3 separate regions of the Homo sapiens genome follow, and regions 2 and 3 are each linked to region 1. The links are chromatin loops, found by intact Hi-C in ENCODE. Cell type or tissue: Calu3. All regions are shown on one strand.

Evidence for each region. Hi-C counts contacts between places; a loop is a spot of excess contacts. Peaks named below come from ENCODE experiments on the same cell type or tissue, not always from the same donor. Only the 100,000 strongest peaks of a DNase experiment are listed, where the experiment ranks them.
Region 2: it touches region 1 in a loop (4-fold over the local background); 20 of 110 quality-filtered maps call a loop at or near these places.
Region 3: it touches region 1 in a loop (10-fold over the local background); 79 of 110 quality-filtered maps call a loop at or near these places.

The regions. Positions count from the first base shown.
Region 1 is chr2:134,461,431-134,469,430 of GRCh38, forward strand. It overlaps TMEM163 (transmembrane protein 163), which reads right to left. Exons shown (of 8, transcript NM_030923.5): 6 at 4,684-4,795. Among named protein-coding and RNA genes, the nearest start is that of MGAT5, 210 kb to the left of the region's middle. RefSeq lists a silencer at 4,788-5,082. In Calu3, no CTCF peak of the experiment used is centred here; a DNase peak (open chromatin) is centred at 4,911.
Region 2 is chr2:134,774,083-134,782,082 of GRCh38, forward strand. No RefSeq gene overlaps it. Among named protein-coding and RNA genes, the nearest start is that of TMEM163, 59 kb to the left of the region's middle. In Calu3, a CTCF peak has its summit at 4,437 (motif pointing left); a DNase peak (open chromatin) is centred at 1,219.
Region 3 is chr2:134,893,458-134,901,457 of GRCh38, forward strand. It overlaps ACMSD (aminocarboxymuconate semialdehyde decarboxylase), which reads left to right. Exons shown (of 10, transcript NM_138326.3): 9 at 4,884-4,982. The region is part of intron 1 of CCNT2-AS1 (CCNT2 antisense RNA 1); the gene reads right to left. Among named protein-coding and RNA genes, the nearest start is that of CCNT2-AS1, 21 kb to the right of the region's middle. In Calu3, CTCF peaks have their summits at 4,730 (motif pointing left) and 4,932; no DNase peak of the experiment used is centred here.

The sequences.
Region 1 (8,000 bases):
CCTGTAGGACTGAAGCTGTGCCCCTCGTCCAGAGCGCTCCCCCAGTGCTCTCTCATGCTCTTCCTCTGATTTGTAGTGTGTGTTTGTTGTACAAAATCACATTACCCTAGTACAAAGCAAGCTTCAGCCCAGTCCCAATAGCAACAAACCCATGATGACAACACATCCAAAGCCACAAACCAGATCAGACCAGATTCACTGCACCGCACAGGGTGAAGTGGGGAAGTCTGGAATTTCCCCATCATCTCCATCGGCCACACCCTGCTGTCCCTTTCCCTGAAGATCTGCCTCCCAGCTGTAAGGACACCCCAGCGACAAGTGAGCTGGCAGCATCAGCCTGGCCCACTTCAGCCTGGCTCCGGGTTGGGACCCAGTTGACAGGGGAAGCCGGCCCTCTCCCACAAAGGGGATGCTTGGCTCTGCCACAGCCTGGCTGGCAGCCTCAGGGAACCCCCAACGTTCATGACAGCCATGGCTCCCTGAGCCCATCCTGCCCGCCCACCTTCCAAAGTGAGGAAAGAACAGAGAAGATAATTATAGATCGCTCCCTAGTTCTGCTAATCAATGAATGTAAGAAGCCCAGATCCCAGATAGTACAATTAGCAGGAGGCTGTAATTACTGCTGCATGTTTTGCCGGCAACACACCCACCTAGCAGGGGATCGAAGGGCCACAGAGCACAGGGCCCCCTGGGAACAGGCTCGGGGGCGGGGGGCATTGCCTCTGCTCTCTGTCTCTCTCTCTCATTAAACCCACTCAGCCGATTCATCCCCACGCTGACCATTCTATACCTACCCTACCACTTCCCATACCCTCTCCTTCACCCTATCCGAGCTGCCATCCCCTCCACTCCCCAGGCCTCCCTCTGCTCAGCTCCCAGCTCCCTCGACTCTGCTCCCCACCACCAATGACCAGAGGGCTCTGCAGAAAACAGCACTCATGTCACCCTACCTGTTTCAACATTTGGCAAAATATTCCAAATCCCACCCTAGACCTCAAGCCCTGCCATGCTCTGTCCCCCCACTTCCAAGTAAGGAAGGGACTCCCCCATGCCCCTTCCTCACTCGGACTCCCTCCGCCTGAAGGACGGCTCTTCCCCACTCTTCACCTGATTATGAGACTGTTTTCACCCAAACTCCCCACTTTTCTTTGTAATGACCTCCTCCCTGGTTCACAAGTATGGTGGAAATACTGCTTACGTGTGTGATGGATTCATGTGCGCAAACCAGAGTCAGAAGTTGTTTCATTAGAAAAGCAGCCTTATTGTTGTTCTCCTCTGTACACCACATAACATGATGAAAGCCAGAACAGTGAAGCCTAGACCGAGATCGTGTATCTGGAATATCTATGTTAGGAAACAGCACCAACCAAGTCACAGGGCCAGTGTTCCAAGGAGGGGGGTCAAGTCCCATGGTCATGGGCAGGGTGGGGCCAGGGACTCTTGCTGGGGCTCTGACTGCTGGATCCACAGCCAGGTGTCCAGCGAATGAGGTTTCCTGTACCCCAACTGCGGTCAGTGAGGTGGATAAAGATCCCACAGATCTGCGAGCCAGAGGGACTTGACAGCCTGCCTGGGAACCAGCCGAGGAGCTGCCTGCTATGGACTCACCACTGGGAGCCCACAAAGCTGTTCAGACCCACACTGCCTACCCCAAGGGCTCCTGCCCTTCCCTCCTGTTCCAGGTGAGGAGACATTGCAGGGCAGGTGGGCAGCACACACAGCTGAGGGAAGCCGAGGCCAGCCAGGCCTCCACTCTGCATCCCTACAGGGCTGGGCCAGAGTGTGGCCCTCAGAACCACGTAAAGGGACCTCTAAGGCAGCTGGAGGTCCCAACCCAAACCCCTGGCCAGGGCCCACTCATCCCTCGGCTCTCAGCACAGAACCCACCTGGTGTCCTGGCTACACTCATCCCTAAGGAAAGAAGGGCTCCATGGCCAAGGAAGGCATTTGATTTTGCAGACCACAAAGCAGCAGACTACAAAAATCCCAGTGGGTGAACTCCCTACCCCAAATCCCAGGTCTGCCCCAGACAAGGAAGGCCATGCAGATGAACCTGGGTCTTGCAGGACAATGTATTAGGGTCAACTTGACGCAAGCTGGCTATAATTCTACGATGTCTCAGTGGGTGACGGAGACCCCAGAAGCCCAGGCTGTGGCCTCAGTATGCTGTGTCATTCTCAGGAGGCTGAACTGCAAGTTCTTTAGATCCGGCTGTGCTAGAAAGACCTGTGTATTTATAGCAGAGGGGTTGCTTGGCTGAGTTGCAACCACGTTTTGGGGATCAGGGCAGGATGCCTCACAGCAATAAGGCAGAAACTGGAAAGGGAGGCTCAGCTTTGGAGCTGGTTTCCCCAGCCAGTGCGGCACCTAACAGAGTGTAAAACCCCGCTGATCCGGTGTTACTGCAACTTCACGCTCCAACAGCATCAAACCCAGGACCTGACGGCAGCAGGATCCCGACTTCTCCCAGCCTGGCAGGAGGCAGCAACCCAGGGCTTCATCTGGAGCTTGAGGAAGGGGGTCCTGCCTGCCTGTTGCACATGAGGGGCCTTAGCACTGCTGAAAGCTGCACAGGAAAGAGGCAGTCTTAACCCAGGCAGTCAAGGTAGTCAATCCTCTCGCCATTTTAAACTGCTTTTACCATCTAAGTAGGTTTGGTTTCATATGAACTAAAGGCTTCCTCAACCCCAGGAGCAAGGTGGCATCTCACAAGGGCAGAAACCAACAGCAGGCCCTGCTGGTCGGGGCGACTTTAGGAAGGACTCTGAGCTGCTGGTCACATGGCATGCAGGAGTGCTGGACACAGCAGGGGCCACCTTCCCTGGGGAGATGCTGTACTTGGCCCCTGGGGCAGGCACAGGGGCAGCACCAAACTTCAGTGTGCACCACATAGTCTTGGGGGGCTGGCATAAAACATCAGTTCCCGGGCCCCAATTCAATCCCCTGGAGTCAGAATCTTCGGGGTGGGCCCAGGAATCTGTTTTCAGCAAACACCCCAAGCAATTTCAGTGCTGCCAGCCTGGTAGTGGTCAACTGATGAGTATCTGGGGTCTGGGATTTTGCAGTCAGGATGTCAGGTCCTGTAACCCCCAACATCTTCAGGCCTGTTCAAAGGAACCCCACGCACATCCATGCACACGGGTGATGCTCTTCCGAGGGTAGCCATGGGTGAAAAGCTGGGGGCGTCCTCTTGCCTTCCCAAGAGACCGTGTTGCAGACTCAGGAGGAGGAGTGGGAGCAGGCGGTGGGCACAGGGACTCCTGGCTCCCCAACAAGGACAACCAGCCCACACCCCCACCCTCACCCCCTAGAACTGCCGACACATCTGCCAACAGTCCCGCCACCTGTCGACAGTCCCACCACCTCTGCAGATGGATTCTTGGGCCAGAGCTCTGTCCCAGGGTGGAAACGTCACTTTGGCTTCCCATGTCCCTGCCCACTGTGCAAAGCTCAGCTCTGCACCCAGCAGGTCAACATCGGCTAAGACAAGGAGCCCATGCCATGTCACCATGCTCCGTCCTGCGGGTGAGAAGGGCCCCACAACTGTCACTGTCACCATGCATGTCTGCACTCCACACTTCACACACAAAAGAGCCTTGAGAGTTTTGGACAAGGAAGTATTTCTTAAAAAAATAATCTACCCGGGCACGGTGGCTCACACCTGTAATCCCAGCACTTTGGGAGGCCGAGGTGGGAGGACTGCCTGAGCTCAGGAGTTTGAGACCAGCCTGGGCAACAACATGGTGAGTCCGCATCTTTAAAAAAAAAAAAAACAAAAACAAAACAAAAATATATATATATACACACACACATACACACACACGTGTGTATAACATAAAACATGTTTGTGTGTACATATATACATATACAGACACATATATATAAACTTTTTAAAAAAGAATCCACATATTTCTGCTCTATTTTGTGCAGATGCACCCACCAACCCACCAACCCACAAGACTTTTGCCCTTTGACGTGACCCCTGGGCTCCGCACATGCCCAGGAATAAATCAAAGCAACATGTCCAGGAGGCACTGCTTGTCAAGTTTCTTGTCTACACATCAGTGATATCAGCGAGTCTGGGGCCTGAAACGTACTTTTCCTGCACTCACACACCCCTCTCTGTCATCCCAAAGGTCATAAAGAAAGTTCCTCCTGTCCCACAGGGACACACACAGACTTTTCTAGCTGGTTGAGATTCTAAGCAGAAAACACACAGGTCATTTCCCCAGAGCAGACACCTGGTAACTGCAACCTGAACTCCCAGGTGAGTGTCCCACTAGCTGGAAGGAAAAACAAGCATGGAGAATTCACAAAGGAAACATTTATAGAATCCAGAAAAGGCATTTACTTTTTATGGGGAGCAATGCACATAAAACCCAAGACTCCAGGAAGCCCTTTGTGCTTCATGATTAAGAGGCTGGGGAGCCCCAAGCCTCCCTGCTAGGAGGTCAGAGTGGAGGTGATTTATGAAGAGTTTATTGAATTCCCAGGGCACAGGATATCTGCCCTGATATGGGAGCTCTGAGAATCATTAAACAACTTGAGGCGGGTAGGAGAGTGAGAAATGGATTCCAAATTATTGAGTTCTCCAGCAAGGGAAACAACTAAAAGAGACCCAAACAGCATCTTCCTCCACTGTGAGCCCAGCCCCCAGAGATTAGGCACCCTGGCCTTACTCACCATCTGTTATGAGTGCTCTACTGGTCAGAACCTTCCCCAGCATGAACTTCAACACGGCCAGGATGCTGCAAAGAATCCCACTTAAAATGGAGACACTGAACAGGAAATCGTCCTGCAAGAGAAAGTTCCAGATTTCAACAGTTCACCTCCTGCTGGAGCAGATCATCTGCAACCCACTTGCCTTACAGATCAGCCTTGTTCCAAGTACAAATAGTCAGGTGTGCTGCCACCAGGTGGGGGTATACTGCATGCTTTCACACCTCAGTTATGTGTCACCAGGAATTGGAAAAGATGCTCAAAAACAGATAATCCCAATTTATATTTACTTAAAAAACCATTACGTATTTATTTTCCTGTAGGAGATTGACCTCCCCACTATTCTGCTAAAATGAGTAGCAGTCATAGATCAATAACAGAGTTGGTCAGAATGCTAAGAACAGCATCTTCTATATAGAATTTTCCACAGATAACTCACCAAGCAGTTGACTGAGAATTTTGGAACACGTAAACACACCACCAGCCTAACAATCCTTCAACAGAGCCAACTGAATTTGCCACAGGGTCAGTTAGGGCCAGAGCTACTTAAAACCATATTTTTTCCCCTTAAATTCACACAGGGCAATTGAGAGTTCATAGACATGGGTAGAGAAAATAGCATCTAAAAATATCGTCTGCTACTGACGTTATCTTAACACTTCCTCTAAGTTGTTACCTTACCTTCGCAAGCAAACAAGTGAGTCCCATATGCAATAAGTAAGCACCACTATTCTCCTGACATTGGGGCCCATCCAGCTCTTCTGCTTCAAGCTCCCATGTGTCACCCCCAAGAGACACAGCCTTCAGATTTCCCAATATTAAAATGCAACGGCCAGCAGAACTCTGATGCAGCATCATAAATAGGCAAAGAAATCGGCTTCTCCCTATGCATTTTATTAATCAAATTCACAAACCTCATGTCAGAACCTGGGAAGAGGGAGACAGCCTGCATCATGTTCAAAACTGAACAAAGCCATTTGAAAAGCAACTTCACTGGAAACAGGGTATCTGTATAGGGTCAAAGCATCTCTCCGAAAACATGGGTCAATGACGGTGGTGGTTTTGGCAACCTATGTTCACAAATTCTTTGCTACTCCATCCTCCAAGAGTTGGAGATTAATCTCCCCACCCCATCCCCTGCCCTTGAGTTTGGGCTGGACTTAACAGACTCAAATCTAACACAGAGTAGAGAAAGGGAAAAACAGTAGCTTACCAATGGAGAAACCAAGCAGACACCACCTTAGCCAAGTGATCAAGGTTCACATCACCATTATTAAGTTGTGTTGGTAACATGTGGCCCCTGATACGATGTGACAAGAAGGGCACTTTACCTCCACGGTGTTCCATCCCCAAATCCATAACCTCATTTTAACTGCGAAACAACATCAAACAAACCCAAACGGAGGGACCGTCTACAAAATACCCGACTCCTCACGTGTCAAGGTCATGAAACATGAGGAACGACCGAGAGACTGTCACACACTGGAGACTTAAGGAGATGTGACAAGTAAATGCAGCATGGCATCCAGACTGGATCCTGGAACACAAAAAGGTCATCAGTGGGAAAACCGGGGACATGAGAAGAAAGTCTAGGGTTTCGTGAATAGTGCTGTCATCTCATGGTAGAGATTAATTTGCCGTGGCTGTGTGCGATGTTAACAGTAGGTCAGGCTGGATGGAGGGGATATGGGCACTCTCTGTACTATCTGTAAAACTCTTCTATTAATCTAAAATTATTTCACATTTAAAAGCTTATTTAAAGTAATCACCTCACGGAAGTTTTACCTCCTCAAATGACCAGTAAGGACCGTCCCAAACCAGGCCTCTTGACAACTCTTCAGTCCCTCCTATGCAGAGGTTACACAGCAGGGGACACAGTGGGAGGGGGTCAGGAGCCCCACATGGAAGCTCTCTTTGTGCAGGACTCAGCCTAAGTCCAGGAGACAGCACCCACAGAAAATAAGGTGAACATGATGCTACAATCTGAGTATGTGTCCCTCCAAAATTCACACATGGAAACCTAATTGCCAGGGTGACGGTATGAGGAGGTGGGGCCTCTGGGAGGTGATTAGGCTGCAAGGACAGAGCCCTCACTAATGGAATGAGTGCCCTTATAAAAGAGGTCCCATAGTGCCAGCTTGCCCCCTCCGCATGTGAGGACACAGGAAGAAGCCACCATCTCATGAACCAGGAAAAGGGGCCCCACCAGGCACTGAATCTGCTGGCACCTTGTCTTGGACTCCCAGCCTCCAGAACTGTGAGATGGAAGTGTCTGTGGTTTATAAGCCACCCAGTCTGTGGTGTTTTGTTATAACAGCTAGAACTGACTAAGACACATGACCAAAGAATTGCATGTCAACAGCCCCAGGTGCTAACAGGACTCAGGAAGCATAGGCTGGGAGACTGAGGCAGTCAGGAAATTCAAGAACTTTGAGGTCTCAGATTTGGAGACTGAATACTCACTTTGCTTATCCCATGATGCCTGAATCCCCTTTGGCTCCATTCAGTCGCTGTTTGCAAAGCCCTCCTCCCTAAGTTTCCAGCGGTAGAGAAAATCTGTGCTTACCCCATCTAGGCCCCTAGGGCACAGGGCCTGGGGTGTGCTGCCCCACCCTGAGATGCAGCTCAAGAAACGCCACCCATGGCTTTGGTGGCCCTTCCTCCAGCTCCTAAAGGGAGCTGCAGACCCAGGGCTCGGCCGACCCAGTGGCAGTCGTGTGCCAGGCAGGCCTTTGCTCAACTCTAAACTCCATGGCTTACTGGGAAACAAACACTTGGATCTCTGTAAGCGGCAGTGGGATGCCTACAGCCCCTGGCAGCAGCTGGCAGTAAAAGGTACGAGTTGTTGTGAAGGGGCCCAAACACATGATCCACACACAAACGTCCTCCACCTGCCAGCCGCATCGGGTGCTCACGGTGAGCCCCAGACAAGCCTGGTCAGCATTCTCGTAAGAGAGACACAGGAAGCTTGTCACCGAGAAATAAGTATGCATGGTGAAACATAAAGAAACTTCAACTTCCAAGAGACCAGGACTGAGCTCCACCGCGGCCTATCCAGGGGCTGTGCGGGAAGTTTCCTGTACCTGGGAGGCTTCATCTCGGGGGAGCTCTCGATGGACCGGAGGGCCCCGAGGTCCAGCTCCTGGAGGACTCGGGTGGGCTTCCTGGAGCGAAAAAGTAGAAGCACTGGGTGGCAGCTTCAAAAGCACTGAAGCGGGAGTCCCACTTACTAGCTAGGTGACTCTGGGCAGGTCACTTAACCCCTCCCTCCCTCCACTGTC
Region 2 (8,000 bases), 310 kb after region 1:
GCCTCATCATCCCACATGCTCTGGCCAGGACAAAGTGAAAGTGTGACATGACCCCAGGGGCCCCAGGCTCAGGGTTTTCCTTTCCATGGAGGTCAGCGCCTCTTATCACAATGAATTCAGCACACTCAGCCTTACTCACTCCTGCCAGAGCCCAGCATGATGCATTGATAAAAGCACGGATTTTAGAGGCAGCACATTTGGGCTCAAATTCCCCCTTGAGCAAGTTCTTTAACTTCTTTCAGACTCAGTTTCCATGTCTGAACAATGGAAATGGTAATGCCCACGTCAGGTCTCTTAGGCAGACTAAATGGCTGCAAAGCCCCTGGCCTAGAGTACAGTCACAGCAAACATGACTTCCCTTCCCTATTCACAGAGGCCAGTCCGGTGGAAGTGGATTCCCTCTCTATATATGTTTCTTCTGGGGACCTCAGGAGGTCATCTGGTGACACACTTCTCCATTAGCATCTTCCACAGTGTTCCCAAAAAGGAATCACATGTCATTACCTTGACATTTGCAGTGCTTACTAAAATAGAACCTGATATGAAGTTCAGAGACTAAAAGTCACAATTCAGGGCCTAAAGAGGGTTCAAAATAAAAATTACCTGGGGTGAGAAGTTTAATTCGGGAAAATGTGAGTAACTCTCTTTGGGGAAAAAGGTAGATGCTTCCCAAAACTGCCTCAACAGAAACATTTAATGAGGAGGAAGGCCTGCTGGGGCCTGGGGATGGCACAGATGTCCCAGCCCCATGCGATGAGGCCCTCTTGGATTAGAACCATTGCTGGGCCCAGGTGTGGCCTGTGGAAGAACGTGCATGTGGGTCCCAGAGGAGTGCCTGAGCCCTGCTTTTATAAACAGCTTCATCAGATAATCTCCTGACACTTCGAAGGGGGAGTCCTCCCCACAGGAAACGCGAAAGCACAAGATAAGTGATCTTATCCTTTTCCACTTAGGCTTCTTCAGAAGAGACACAGCGGAGAGCAGTGTGTGAATGGAAGACAATTTTTACTTAAAGATTGTAGTTTCAAGATTATTTCTACAAACAGATACTAAATGCCTCCATGTGACAGGCAGGATAAAGGCCAACTCCTCACCACAGCATGACAGGCCAGGGCATCCAGAGGGATGTATGCTCCCTCCAGCCGCCCTGAACTTGACTCACTTCCTTGAGCACCCCGACAAAAACCCTCCTTCCTCATCCCAGCTCCAGGGGTGAATGGTGGCAGTGCCTAAACCAGGCCTGGCAATCCCATTTCCCTGGAGGTGATTCATTTGGGTGTGGGCATGGAACAGAGTTCTGGCTAAGAACTAGAAGGGAAATCTTTAGTTCCCTGGGGAGTGGGGAACCAAAAAGCACATTAAACAAAAAGCTCCTATTATTCTGCTGGACACGCCCATGTCTGTATGTGAAGCCAGGAACAAGGGCAACCACTTCGTAACTGAGAGTGAGCTAAGCTGATATGTGAAGATAACAAAGGGAAAAGGTGAAAAGAACCTGGGCTTTAGAGAATGTTGTTTGAGCTGCTGGACTAATTGGCCCTGCAGCTGCTCTACCTCAGGACTTCTTGCTGAGTGAGACAATACATTCCCCTATAGAGTGAAATAATACATTCTCCTATACAGTGACATAATACATTCCCCTATAGTTGTAGCCATTTTGAGATGGGTTTTCTGTTCGTTCCCACCAAAAGCATCCTAAGTGATACATGGTCCCATCGACTTGAAGTCGATTTTTAATGCTGTATTTTAATTATATACATAGTCACAAGACTAGATTGTTTTTCTCTGAAGCTTCTACTTTGTTTTTCAAGGGAGCAGGGGAAATGAGGGGCACAGCAAGAGAGAGGAAGCACAATCTTTCTTGGCTGTCTACGAACTGAGACTAGCATTTGCCTGGATGATTGTTTGTTCCTGTGGGGATGAGTGGTTGCCTTTTCACATTTCACTAGGGTGTATGTACGTGTGTGCTGTGAAGGGGAGGATGCACTTGGAGGATTGCTTGCAAAAGACAAGGAGCTGAAGGAAAAAGTTAAAGGAGTTCTTTTTCTGAGGGTTTTTATGGGAATCTATACATGGACAGCCAGGGACTTTTCTCCACTCCACACAAAGCCACCTGGCCAAGGGGGCGAGTAGGCATGCAAATCCAGCTCGTTCCCTGCTAATTGAAATGCCTGGCACTGGCTGCATCCACCTGGAGGAAGGGGCATTTTTCTAATCTGCACAAAGGTACGATAAGGGCTGGTGGTCACTTTATTGCAATATTGCTTCAAGGCCAGGTAACGAAGTGTGTCACAGAGGTCAAGAAGACCTATGTTCATATTTAGCCCAAAGCTGTTCTAGAAGTCCATTCCGGAAGTAGGGACTTTGGCAACAGCAGGAGAGAGCTTTCGGAACAGATGTTCTTGACATCTCGAAGAGCATGTCCCTATGTCTATAAATTGCTTTAAACATTTCATCATAGACCAGGTGTGCTAGACATATGTGCTAGATGGTTCAAATGTCATCTCTGAGCATGTCAGTTGTCTTAATCAAACATATGTGTTCTAGGGGTGATCAGTTGGCTTTACATCAGAAAGGCCACAACACATGCTTCTGATCGCATTTCCATCAATGCTTTGCCAATTAGGACAGTAAATGTCAGAAATTGCTGTTGAATGATGAAATTGGCGACTTGTTGATTAATGTGATTCATGGTTAGATATGCATTCTCGTTGGTGAAATAATGGTATTTAAGATATGTGGACTGCACAAAATACTTTAGAGATAGACAATTAAAACACAGCTTGCTAAATACTAGGATAAAGGGTCATCAGGCTGCTTGGATCAGACACATCACAATACATCAAGGCTTGAGGGGCGATCTTCCAGGGTGTGATCACTTGATCTGAGTCTTGCAGGATTAGCCAAGTGGCCAGGGTGGAGGAGCAGAATGAAAGGCATTCAAGTGGGATGGCAGCATGTGTGAGGGATTGCTGTTGTGACTGTGGGGTCCCCGGGGAGTCTGCAGGGAATTAAGCTCTTTGGCAGGTGGGGCATAGGATGCACTGGGTGGGGAGGGTGCAGGATAGAGTGGTTGGGGTAGCATCAGAGAAAGCTGAAGCTCCACGCAGTGCCCAGATCACAGAGAATATTGAACTTAATACTGAAGGTGATAGGAATTCAAAAGATTTTAAACACAGAAGGAACTTATTACAAAAATATTTTGTTAAAGGGCATCGAGGACAGACTGCAGTAGAAAAGAAAGATGGGAGGCAAGGCCATGGCAGCGGTCTACTGTGCGATTTTTAAAAAGACCCCATTCACTTATATTTACCCCTAATATTATTCTACTCCCATAAGTAGTCTATAATTAAGGTGTTTTTTTTTTTTGAGACGGAGTCTCACTCTGTCACCCCCAGGCTGGAGTGCGGTGGCGCGATCTCTGCTCACCACAACCTCCACCTTCCGGGTTCAAGCAATTCTCCTCCCTCAGCCTCCTGAGTAGCTGGGACTACAGGTACACGCCACCACGCCTGGCTAACTTTTGTATCTTTTGGTAGAGATGAGGTTTCACCATATTGGCCAGGCTGGTCTCAAACTCCTGACCTCTTGATCCACCTGCCTCGGCCTCCCAGAGTGCTGGGATTACAGGTATAAGCCACTGCACCCGGCCGATATAATTAAGACTTTTAAGTTGAAGGCTCATTGTTCTCTAGTACTGGTACTTGAATCAAGGAATGCTATTTATCATTACCAGTAAATCATGTTGCTGAGCAACTTCCCACCTGTTGAAGCAGCGGCCTTCTTTGCTTCAGAGAGAAGGCAGACACCACTGAGATCAAAGAAATCATAGCTCAGCTTTAAGTTTCAAGTATATTTGAATTCCATGGTGAAGACAATAATCTTGAAAGCTGGGCTTTGTTGAATGACAAGGGTGTTTTCTAAATTCTGAAACCTTCTGTTTAAATAAAAAGAAAAAAAGCTTCGATCATAGAGAAGGAAAGAACTTGGATAAAGGGGGAACATTTGAAAAGGGAAGAGGAAAGGGGGCAAAAGATCAAATGCAAATGCCTTGGCTTGTCCTGGGGGGTGGAAACTTCCAGAAGACGTGTAATGAGCCCACTCTTACGTTTGAAGAAACCTGAGAACACTGGGGGTTCTATGCATGAGGAAGCTGGAGGAAAGGAAGTCCCACACTAGGCAATGATGCTGTAGGGAAGTGGTGGAGCAGCTTCATTCAAGTGGAGTTAGTGGTCCCAGTGGACCACAGTCTACATGGTGCATGCAGGGCTCCAGGAGGGGATGTGGAAATACTAAGAAAATTGGTGGACCAGAGAAAGCCTGGGCACCAAAAAGAGGAGGCCCCACAGCGTAAGATCTTATGACTGAAGGATGTAGCAGGGACCTTCATATTTTGTGGTGACATCCAAAATTCCAGCCAGGACCTATTTGTCCTCAACATCATGGTTAGAGATGGCCCTGTAGGACAAGGGCCATCTAGTGGTCAGCAGGGGCAACCCATAGAGGGCACCACCCCGCCCCGCCCCACCACCTGCCACCTATACCCAGGTGCCCAAGGAGAGGGGAAGATACAGTCTTGAGAAAGAATGTAAATAGGGTAAAAATCCACTATTTACCCACAATTCACAGATTTAAACTGGGAGACTGAGTTAAATTTAATATAAAATTTTAAGTGTTTTCCTCAACACGGGCAAGACGGGCTCACTGAGTAAATACAAAATTACAGGCTTTGTGTGTGTGTGAGTTGTAGTGTGTAAACTTCTATCCTGCTTCATATATGTATGTGAGTATATATGCGTGTATTCATATACACACACAGACACACACACAGGCTTTTGGATTCCTTCTCTGACAGAAACGAACATGTCAAAAAATATGGCCCGATGTAGCAGACAACAAAAAATCCCAGTGAAGGGTGGCTTTCCAATGAAAAGGGTGAGCATTCATTTACAGAGTATAATCATTACAGAGTATAATCACTGAGCCCAAGGGACCAGACTTGGAGTCTTCGGACCCTAGTTCTGTTACCAGTGGATGGTGTCCAGGTTCTTGGCATTCTGAACAAAGAATTGTTCACAATGCACAAACAAAGCAAGGAAAGAATTAAGCAAAAAAGCAGAAATTTATTGAAAACAAAATTACACTCCACAGGGTAAGAGCAGGTCCCGAGCATAGGGCCTCAAACGCTCAAGAGCCGGTTATAGAATCTTCTGGGGTCCAAATACCCACCAGAGGTTTCCCATTGGCTACTTGATGTTTACCCCATGCAAATGAAGTAGTGGCTCACAATCAGTCTGATTGGTTGTGACCAATCAGAGGTACTTTCCATTTTCCATATGCCTGCAGAAAAGTGGGGTGGTAGGGGTTGCAAAGGGAGTAGCCTCTGGTCCTTTTGCTACTTAGGCATGGAAAGTTGGGATTTTCCTCTTGATTTAGTTCTAGGAAGTCAGCGTGAATTGGCCTTAGTTTCCCTGCCTCCAGACCCTATTCTCTTGTCTCAGTCCCACCACTGACTAGCCGTGATCTTGAGCAAGTCATTTTTCTCAGTGCCTCAGTCTCCTCGTCAGTAAAATGGAAATAATAGTACCCACTTCCTAGGGTTGTCATGAACGTGAAATAAGTTGATATTTGAAAAGCACTTGAAATAGCGCCTGGCCACACAGTTGGTGCTGTGTTTAATGAATGAACACTGCTCTCAGAACCTCAAACTCCGGAGGGTCCCCTGTGGTTGAAGGCACAGGGCACGTGTGAGATAACCATTTAGAATTTTTAAGTGTAAAATTATTTTTGTCCAATCTTCTTTTGGAATCTGGGCAGGTCCTTGGGCTGCAAAACTTCTTTTCTCCTAAACCTCTGTACTATGGATATAAGTTTCTTTTGCCTGTTTCTTACACTAAAGGACTGTGGAAATGAATAAGGAAGATGTCTGTGAAGTGCTTTGAATTCTCTGCAGGAAAAGTGTATCATAAATAAAAGGTGATCTAATTTTTGAGGCACTTTTTTATAATCTTTTATGTCTAACTGTTTCACATTGTTGTCTTTCTTCTAGTATTCTCTATTTACCAGGTGAAAAAAAGAAAAAGAAAAAAGAATACCAATCAAAAATATGATGTTTCATGAAATGTTTGTCCCTCAGCTCTCTCATAAAATTTAGAGCTGGGTGGCCTATGATATGTATTTAATATATTTTCTTATGTTTGTATTTAATATATTTAGATTTAAAATAAATTTTCATGTGTTAAACAGAAGAAGGGATTTCTCTTACACTGAATCCGGAAAATTAATCTGACATCTATCTAAAAATAGAGATGGTTTCTTTTCTAATTTTTTTATTTCTGGAACAGGGTCTCACTCTGTCACCCAGGCTGGAATGCAGGGGCACAATCTTGATCTTGGCTCACTACAACCTCTGCCTCCTGGGTTCAAGTGATTCTTCCACCAGCCTCCCTAGTAGTTAGAACTACAGGTTTGCACCACCACACTGGCTAATGTTTGTACTTTTTGGTAGAGACAGGGTTTCACCATGTTGGCCAGGCTGGTCTCAAACTCTTGACCTCAGGTGATCTGCCCACCTCGGCCTCCCAAAGTGCTGGGATTACAGGTGTTAGCCACTGCGCCCAGCCTGTTTTCTTTCTTCTATGTCCTTTTCTCTATTTTTGAAAACCCACTGCTGTTCATTTGCCTTTCCCAGATGTTAGCTGGAAAGTCTAAATCTTTTTTAAAGCCTAGGTAGAAGAACTCACAGACACACAAAAGTGTTGATAAGACCAAAGGTGGAAGTTACATCAAAATCTCACAGAATTCAAAATTCTGCATCGTTGCCACTTCATCTTCCATTATTAAATGCATAGAAATCACAAGATGTGTGCCTGTGAGAATTTCTTGAATTAACAAACATCCAAAAATGTAGAACTAATGGGAATGACATTTAGGCTTTGAGGCAGGGCTAAATTCAGATTTTAAAAGGTGGTCAGCTGTTCAATGCAGATGTTGTTTTAATCTAGTGCTATGATCATTTCATCAAACGAGCATGTTTCTTGAAGTGGCAGGAAATTTGGGTCTTGAGATATGTTTAAAAGGGGTAGTTCCTGTGATCCTCCTAGGTGCATGTGTGAATTACACTCAACTGTGTCCTCTCCCAGGATCTTACCAGTGTTTTTTCAAACTGGGTCATGACCTATTCATAGGCCTTGAAATCAACTTATGAATTAAAGCTAGCATTTAAAAAAATAGAATAGGAGATAAAAGAAAACACAACATCAGAGGAATGCATTATGTGTTCAAAGAGAAAGCTTTGTTTCAGTTCATTTATGAGTGTGTGGGGGTGTGTTTGGTTAAGATACAAAATGTGTTTTTTAGGGTGAGTTACAGTTAAATATCTTTGAGAGCCACTAAGATTACTACACGCAGATTTCCCAGCCCATCATATTGCTAGTAGGAGAGAAAACTAGTACAAACCTAATGGAAAATAATTTTTCAAGAAGTTTCATAGACCTTGAAATTAGCCACACCTCTAAACCACTTATTTCATCTTTGGTTATCTACCTTAAGGAAATAATCCAAAATTCAGCAAAGGCTTTGCACAAAAATATTCACTACACTGTTATTCATTATACTGGAAATCCCAAACAGCTTAAATGCTCAAAACAGCAACATTAAGTCCATTTTAGAAGATGAAAATGGTTGAGTATTGTGTCATCATTAAAAGCAATATTTTCAGAGGATTTATAGTGATGTTGGAAACGCTCATGATATAATATGAAGTAAAAAAAATGATTCAAAATTGCTCATGCTACATACTCTTGACAATTACAAAAACTGGTTAGAAGAAAAATGCTGCATTAGTGGTTCCCCAAGTGGTGGAGTTATGGGTGATTTTTATTCTCTGTTTTCCTATATTTTCTAATTTTCTAGAGTGCACATGTAACATATATCTATTGCCTAAGGAAAAAAGTGTTTATTTCAAAAAAAGATCCCCCTCCCTAGGACAGTTAGGTGTA
Region 3 (8,000 bases), 430 kb after region 1:
GATTACAGGTTTGAACCACTGTGCTGGCTACATATTTTTTTAGATAGTACTTCTTTCTAGTTCTCTTTCCACCTCCCTGTCTCTCTCTGCCTCTTTTGTAGGCATTTTCCCCCTGTCCTCCATTTCTGCAATCACTCCACCCACCATGTTGATGATTCCTATGATTCTATCCTTAGCCCTCCTCATAAACCACGGAGGCCAGAAGGCAGTGGAAGACAAATTTAAAGTACTAAAAGAAAGAAGAAAAAATACTGTAACCCTGTAATGTGAGAACTCTATTTCAAGCAAAACTATCCTTTAAGAATGAAGGAGAAATTAAGACATTTCTAGATGAAACAAACTGAGCTAATTCATCATTAGTAGACCTGCCATACAAGAAATGCCAAAGGGAGTTCTTTAGGCTAAAATGGAAGGACACTAGACAGAAGAAGTCACAAGGAAAATTAGAAAACATTAGACATGAATAGAATACAAAAACACAACATTCTAAAACTTATGGATGCAGCTAGAAGTAGTACTTAGTGAAAAATTTATAGCTGTAAATGCCTATATTAAAAAAGAAGAAAGACCTTAATTCGGTGGCCTAGGACTTGGCCTTGAGAGCTAGAAAATGCAGAGTAAACTAAATCCCAAGCAAGCAGAAAAATATATATAAATATTAGAGCAGATATAAAAGAAATAGATTATAGAAAAACAATAGGGAAAATCAGTGAAACCAAAATTTGGTTCTTTGAAAAAATCAACAAAATCGGCAAACCTTTAGCTAGACTGACCAACAAAAATAAAGAAAAAAGATTCAAATTACTAATACTAAAATCACAAATGAAATAGGACGGCAGTACTACAGAACTTACAGAAATAAAAAGAATTATAAGTAAAAATTTGAGCAACTATATGACAACAAATGAAATAACCTAAATGATTTATGAAATTCCTAGAAAGACTAACAAAACTGGCTGAAGAAGAAATAGAAAGTTCAAACAGGTCTATATTAAGATACTGAATTAATAATTTTCAATCTTCCCACAAAGAAAAGCTGATGACCAGATGTCTTCGCTGGTGAATTCTATGAAAAATGTAAAAAAGAATTAAAACAAATTCTTCACCAATGCTTCAAAAAATATAAAAGAGCTCAATAAACAAGGAGTGGAAGGGAACATCCTCAACCTAATAAAAAGCATCATGAAAAACCCACAACTAACATCACACTTAATAGTGAAAGACTGAAAGGCTCTATTCTCATCACTTCTATTCAACATTGTACTGGAGGCTCTAGTCAAGGCAATTAGGCAAGAAAAACAAAGAAAAAGCATCTAGATTGGAAGAGAAGGAAAAAAATTTTCTCTACTTGCAATTGAGACGGCTTTGTATCTAGAAAATCCTAAAGAATCCACAAAGAAACTATTAGGGCTAATAGATTCAGCAAGCTTAGAGAGTACAAGATAAATAAAAAATTAATTGTATTTCTATTTGTTAGCAATGAATAATCCATAAATGAAATTGAGGACACAATTCCATTTATAATAGCATCAGCAAGAAAAACATTTGTGAAAAATATAGCCAAAAAAGGCACAAAATATATACCCTGCTGTAATCCAAGCACTTTGGCAGGCCAAGGCGGGTGGATCATAAGGTCAGGAGATCAAGACCATCCTGGCTAACACAGTGAAACCACATCCCTACTAAAAATACAAAAAAATTAGCCGAGTGTGGTGGCATGCACCTGTAATCCCAGCTACTAGGGAGGCTAAGGTAGGAGAATAGCTTACCAGGAGGTGGAGGTTGCAGTGAGCTGAGACTGTGCCACTGCACTCCAGCCTGGGCAACAGAGTGAGACTGCATCTCAAAAAAGAAAAAAAATATATATATGTTATATATATAATATATATATAACATATATAATATATATATATGTTACAAAACATTGTTGAAGAAAATTAAAGAAGACCTAAATGAAAAGACATTCCATGTTCATTGATTCAAAAACTTAATGTTGCTAACTGGCAATACCCCCCAAATTGATCTACAGATCCAATGCAATTGCTATCAAAATTCCAGATGTCTTTTTTTTTTGGCAAAAATTGATAAGCTGATCCAAAAATTCATATGAAAACGCAAGGGGGCCAGGTGCAGTGGCTCACACCTGTAATCCCAGCACTTTGGGAGGCCAAGGTGGGTGGATCACCTGAGATCAGGAGTTTGAGACCAGCCTGGCCAACATGGCAAAACCCTGTCTCTACTAAAAATACAAAAATTAGCTGGGTGTGATGGCGTGTGCCTGTAATTTCAGCTACTTGGGAGGCTGAGGCAGGAGAATTGCCTGAATCCGGGAGGCAGAGGTTGCAGTTAGCCAGGATCGCACCATTACACTTCAGCCTGGGTGACAAGAGTGAAACTCCGTCTCAAAAAAGAAAATGCAAGGGATCCAGAATAGCCAAACAATCTAGAAAAAACAAAATTGGCACAGTCACATTCCCAACTTCAAAACTTTCTACACAACTACAGTAATCAAGACTCTATGGGACTAGCCTAAAGACAGACATAAAGATCAACTGACTTTCAACAAGGGTGCCAATACAATTCAGTGTGATAAAGAATAGTCTTTTCAACATATGATAGTGAGATAAGAGTAGATATCCACATGTAAAAAAAATAAATAAAGTTGGACTCCTTCTTTACACCATGCAAATTAACTCAAAATGGATCAAAGACTTAAATTGAAGAACTAAAACCACAAACTCTTAGAAGAAACCATAGGTGTAAATCTTTGTGACTTTGGGTTAGGCAATAGTTTCTTTGCTATGGCACCAAAAGTACAAGCATCCAAAGAAAATAATAGATGAAGAAGACTTCATCAAAATTTAAAACTTTTGTGCTTCAAAAGACAATACCAAGGAAGTAAAAAAGACAACTCACCGAATGGAGAAAATATTTGCAAATCATGTATCTATAAGGCTCTAGTATTCAGAACACACAAAGATCTCTTATAGCTCAATGATAAAAAGATAACAAAATGGACATGAATGTACACAAGGGATCTTAGTAGACATTTCTCCAAGGAAGAGATACAAATAGCCAATAAGCACATGAAAAGATGTTCAACATAATTACTTATTAGAGAAATACAAATAAAAACTACAGTGAGATACCACCTCATACCTACTGAGATGGCCATAATCAAAAAGATGAATAACCAATGTTGGCGAGGATCTGGAGAAACTGGAACCCTCATACATGCTGGTGGGAATGTAGAAAGCTGCAGCCATGGTAGAAAATAGTTTCTCAAAATGTTAAACATGGACTCACCATATGCGCCAGCACTTCCACTCTTAGGTACGTATTGATTCAAGCAATAACATGGGTGAACCTTGAAAACATTAAACTAAATGAAAGAAGGCTACATATTATGTGATTCCATTTATGTGAAATGTACCAACCAGGCAATTCTGGAGACACAGAGGGTAAACTAGTGTTTTCCAAGGGCTGGAGGGAGAAAAGAATGGGGAGTCACTGCTAATGGGTACAGGGTTTATTTTGGAGGTGACAAAAATCTGTGGTTATATAAGATGAAAAAAATTTTTTTAAACATTCTATAATTAGTGGAAATGATTACACAAACTTATGAATATACTAAAACCCATTGAATTATACACTTTAAAGGGGGTGAATTTTATGGTATGTGAATTATATCTCAAAAAAAAAAGAAAAGGGGATATTCTGACCCCCAAGCCCTAGTCCTACTCCATGGAGGAAATTAATGTTATTTGTTTCTTAGATACCATTCCTGAAATAGACTGTATATATACAAACATATATTTGTGGGTCTATAGGTACCTTATTGAAAACAGAAATCAAAGCATAGCAGACACATTGTTCTAGACTCTTTATTTCTCTTTATAACTTCAAGATCATTCTTCTTTACACTGTAACTTGGAGATTATTCCATTTCAGCATATGTAAGTATTCTTTATTCTTTTCTATTTGGAGATATTCTGTAATTTAATTGGCCAGTCTTTTGCTGTTCCAAATAATGTTGCAATTTATTTCTTTGTATATCTTTCCAGCACAAGTGTATGAGTGGAATACATTTTGAGAAGTAAAATTTCTGGTTTGAATTTTTATTTTATTTTACTTTGATAAATTGCCATTATTGACATAATATCTTTCTCACTTGATTATGAGTTCCTTCAGAAAAGGAACCATGTCTGTTTTGTTGACAAGGGTACATCTAAATTCTAGCACATTGTCTGACACAGTGCTTAATATATTTGTAGATTGACAAGCCTACGTATTTTATTGTATAAAGTGTCAAATGGAAATTCAAAGCTATACTGTTCAAAAACTTATGATCCAGTTTATAGGAATTGTTTATAGGAACTGATCCAGAGATAGGGGATTTTCTTTTTCTATTTTTTGTTTTTGTTTTTGTTTTTTTTTTTTTACTTTTTATCGAGTTATTTGTTTTTTATGTTTCCTTTCCTACTCTGTTAATAGTATGTTTTGAAAAACTGTGGAATCAATTGCAATGTATCATTCTAAGAAAGACAGAATCCCTTAATTTCATCTGAATATATATATTTTAGTAAATAAATATCAATTTCTTATATTTCAGTATTCTATATTTCAGTTATTTAAAAAGAGAGAGAATGGGGTTGATTTGCAACAAAGAGACCTAATAGTGACACCTGCTGGAAAAAAAAAGTCAGAATAAAATTTGAACCATTAAATCTTTTTAAAATTTTAGACAAGTTTTATGTTTCTATTAATCAGGAAAAAATGTGTTATTTTTATGACAGGAATGTTTGTAATAAGTAAACAATTGTTTACAGGAGGCTCTTTCATGTTTTACAAAACAACAGAGAAATATATATTTTGTTTTTTAGGATAAAGTCATTTTGGGAACCGATTACCCCTTTCCACTAGGTGAGCTGGAACCTGGGAAACTAATAGAGTCCATGGAAGAATTTGATGAAGAAACAAAGGTATAATGTCTTTTACTTCACGGCTTTCTTACTGACTTTTCCTGCTCTAATTGGGTTTGGTTTCAGAGCACTTTGATATATAAAAACAAAGAACAGAGGAACCATTACACTGAATTCCCTAAAACTATTACTCTATCTCCATAAATAGCTAAACTATTAAAGGACAAAAAAAATGACAAAGCTGAAAGTCAGCCTAGTACAACTAAATTCATAAACCCAAGAAAGAAAGTTGTATAGAAGGATATGACAATAAAATATGCCTGCATGTTAGATAGATCATAGGAAAAATGTCTAAATTTTTTCTATATTACTTCTGTTACAAATCTACCAATCTCAAAAGTTGTAATAACTCTAGTTATTTAGATGATGAAACTAAAGTCTTGATTAAAAGGATCCAAGGAATCAGATCCTTTAAGTAACTAGACTTTATTTTTTTTCCCGGCGTTTGACTTTTAAGGCAGGTAAATGATACTAATATGTGCTATAATGCTACCATTACCTAGTCTACCCCTTAGACTCCTAAACCAAGATGAGTTTAAAATGAGATGCAGTGTCTTCAGTTTCCCTCTCCTTTGCCACTCCTTCCACACCCCCATCCTCCAAAAAAATAAGTTCTTCCTAAGACCTTCACTGCCCATCACTCCCAGGAGTCAGGGATGGCCAAAAATAACAATATGAGAATATATAAACTCTTAATAAATCTTACAAAACTTTTAGTTGTAATCCTTTTGCATAATTCTTGGCTTTCTTCTAAACTAGAATCCAAAAGTTACCTTGAACTCTCCCTGCCTTAACTATTAAAGATATTGTTCATCAAATCTTCTCAATAGGCTTAAAGTACATTAACAGATGCCAAGAAAAATTCATTCTTCAGTATACTAGTTACAAGTTATTAACTGGGAAACCTTAGACTATTTTATACACAAAGTGTCCCTTTTGGCACTAAAAGTCTTGAACTGTTAAATATTACCTACTAAATATTGTTAAATATTTACCCACTTCCTTCCTAAAGTAGGAAGCTGTCATAAAGGCATTTTTTATCTTTTTTTTTAAACAACAAAGGTTGAAAATGAAAAACTTTCTATTAACCAAAATTAAACAGAAACCAGATGACCCACATATCCTGATTAAAAACTTAATGGAATAATAGTAATTATTATTACATGCCTTTTATTGTTTATTCTTATGTGCTTATCACTTTCAAGTTTTTTCTGTAATCTTGCATAAAGGCTTTATACTAACACAAATTCACAATGATATTCTGTACAAGGGTACTCATTGTAACGCTGTAATACTGAAAACAATCTTTAGGGGAATAGTTAAATAAATCATAATATATCCACACAATGGAAATTATGCCACCATAAATAAATTAGAAATCAATTTCCAAGATACATTAAATTTTAAAAAGCAAGGTATAAAACAATTTGTATAGTATACTTCCATTTGTAGATCCAATACCTCTTTTGTGAAAAAGAATCTTTATATGCCTGAATATAAGTATTTGCTTATGGAGTATAAACATAAAATATCTCTGGAACATAAACAAGAAACTGATCAAACTCTGGGAAGAAAAAGGCACTAGGAATGAAGTATCTATTTTAGACATTTTGAATTTTGAACCATGCGAAGGTAAATACCACTAAAGAAATTTAAAATAAAATAAATAAATCCATTTGATAAGTACATTGGAAGGTATAGCAGTCCCCCCTTATCCTCAGTTTTGCCTTCTACAGTTTCTCTTACCCCAGTCAACCACAGTCCAAAAATATTAAATGGAAAATTCCAGAAATAATTCATAAGTTTTAAATTACATGCCATTCTGAGTAGCATGGTGTAAGCTTACACTGTCCTGCTCTCTCCAGCCCAAGATGTGAATCATCCCTTTGCCCAGGGTCTCCATGCTGTATCCACTCCCTCCCCATTAGTCACTTAGTATCATCTTGGTGATCAGATGGACTGTCGCCATATTGCCATGCTTGTGCTCAACTCACCTTATTTTACTTAATAATGGCCCCAAAGCACAAGAGTAGTAATGCTGGCAATTCAGATATGCCCAAGAGAAGCTGTAAAGTGCTTCCTTTAAGTGAAAAGGTGAAAGTTCTCAACTTAATAAGGAAAGAAAGAAAAATTATATGTTGAGGTTGCTAAGATCTTACTTTGTAAGAATGCATCTTCTATCTGTGTAACTGTGAAGAAAGGAAAAGTAATTTGTGCACAGTATATATAGGATTCTATATAGCATCCACAGAGGGTCTTGGAATGTATCCTTCATAGATAAGGGGGGACTGCTGTATATAGGCAGATGCATTCTACCATGAAGATGTGGAGAAAGAAAACAAGACTTGGGAGTTGAGTGACTTGCCAAAGGCAATATAACTGGTGGGTTATAGTGTATGGATGCGATCCCAAATCCCTTGACTCCAGGATCAGATCTCCATCCAACACTCTGAAGGGTACCTCCCTCAAAGGATACATGGTACTAAGCTATCTTAAAAGGTAAAGTACATGGTTCCTCCTAGCAGCAATAGTCACTTCTGAAATCTTCCTCTAGAGGAGGATGGCCTAAGTATGTATTGGGGAAGAACCCTGAGTAAGAGGTCCTGCCTCAAATCACCCACTTTTCAAGGCTGTGTAAGAACCCTGAAGTGGTCATAATATAGAAGGACACATTAATGGTATGGATGTCACACAACCCCATATATTTCTTCCATCCTCAGCTACATACCTGTCCTTTGCAAGCTGGATAAACAAATCAGTTAGGGTATCACAAAGTTACTTCTTAAATCTCTTCTTTCAGCAGAGTTGATATAGTTTATAGCTGGGGAGTCCATTTCTTATGTGAAAATTTTAAGATGTACGGATTTGTACCCTCATCTGAGACCCTTCATTTATATCACTTCTCTTGCTCTGAAAAAGCTTAACTTTTATTTAGGGCCATGTGAAAACAACAACACATATGTCTAGCAGCTGGGGGATGGCTAGATGACTTTTGAGCACCTTTTGCAGCCCTCTTGT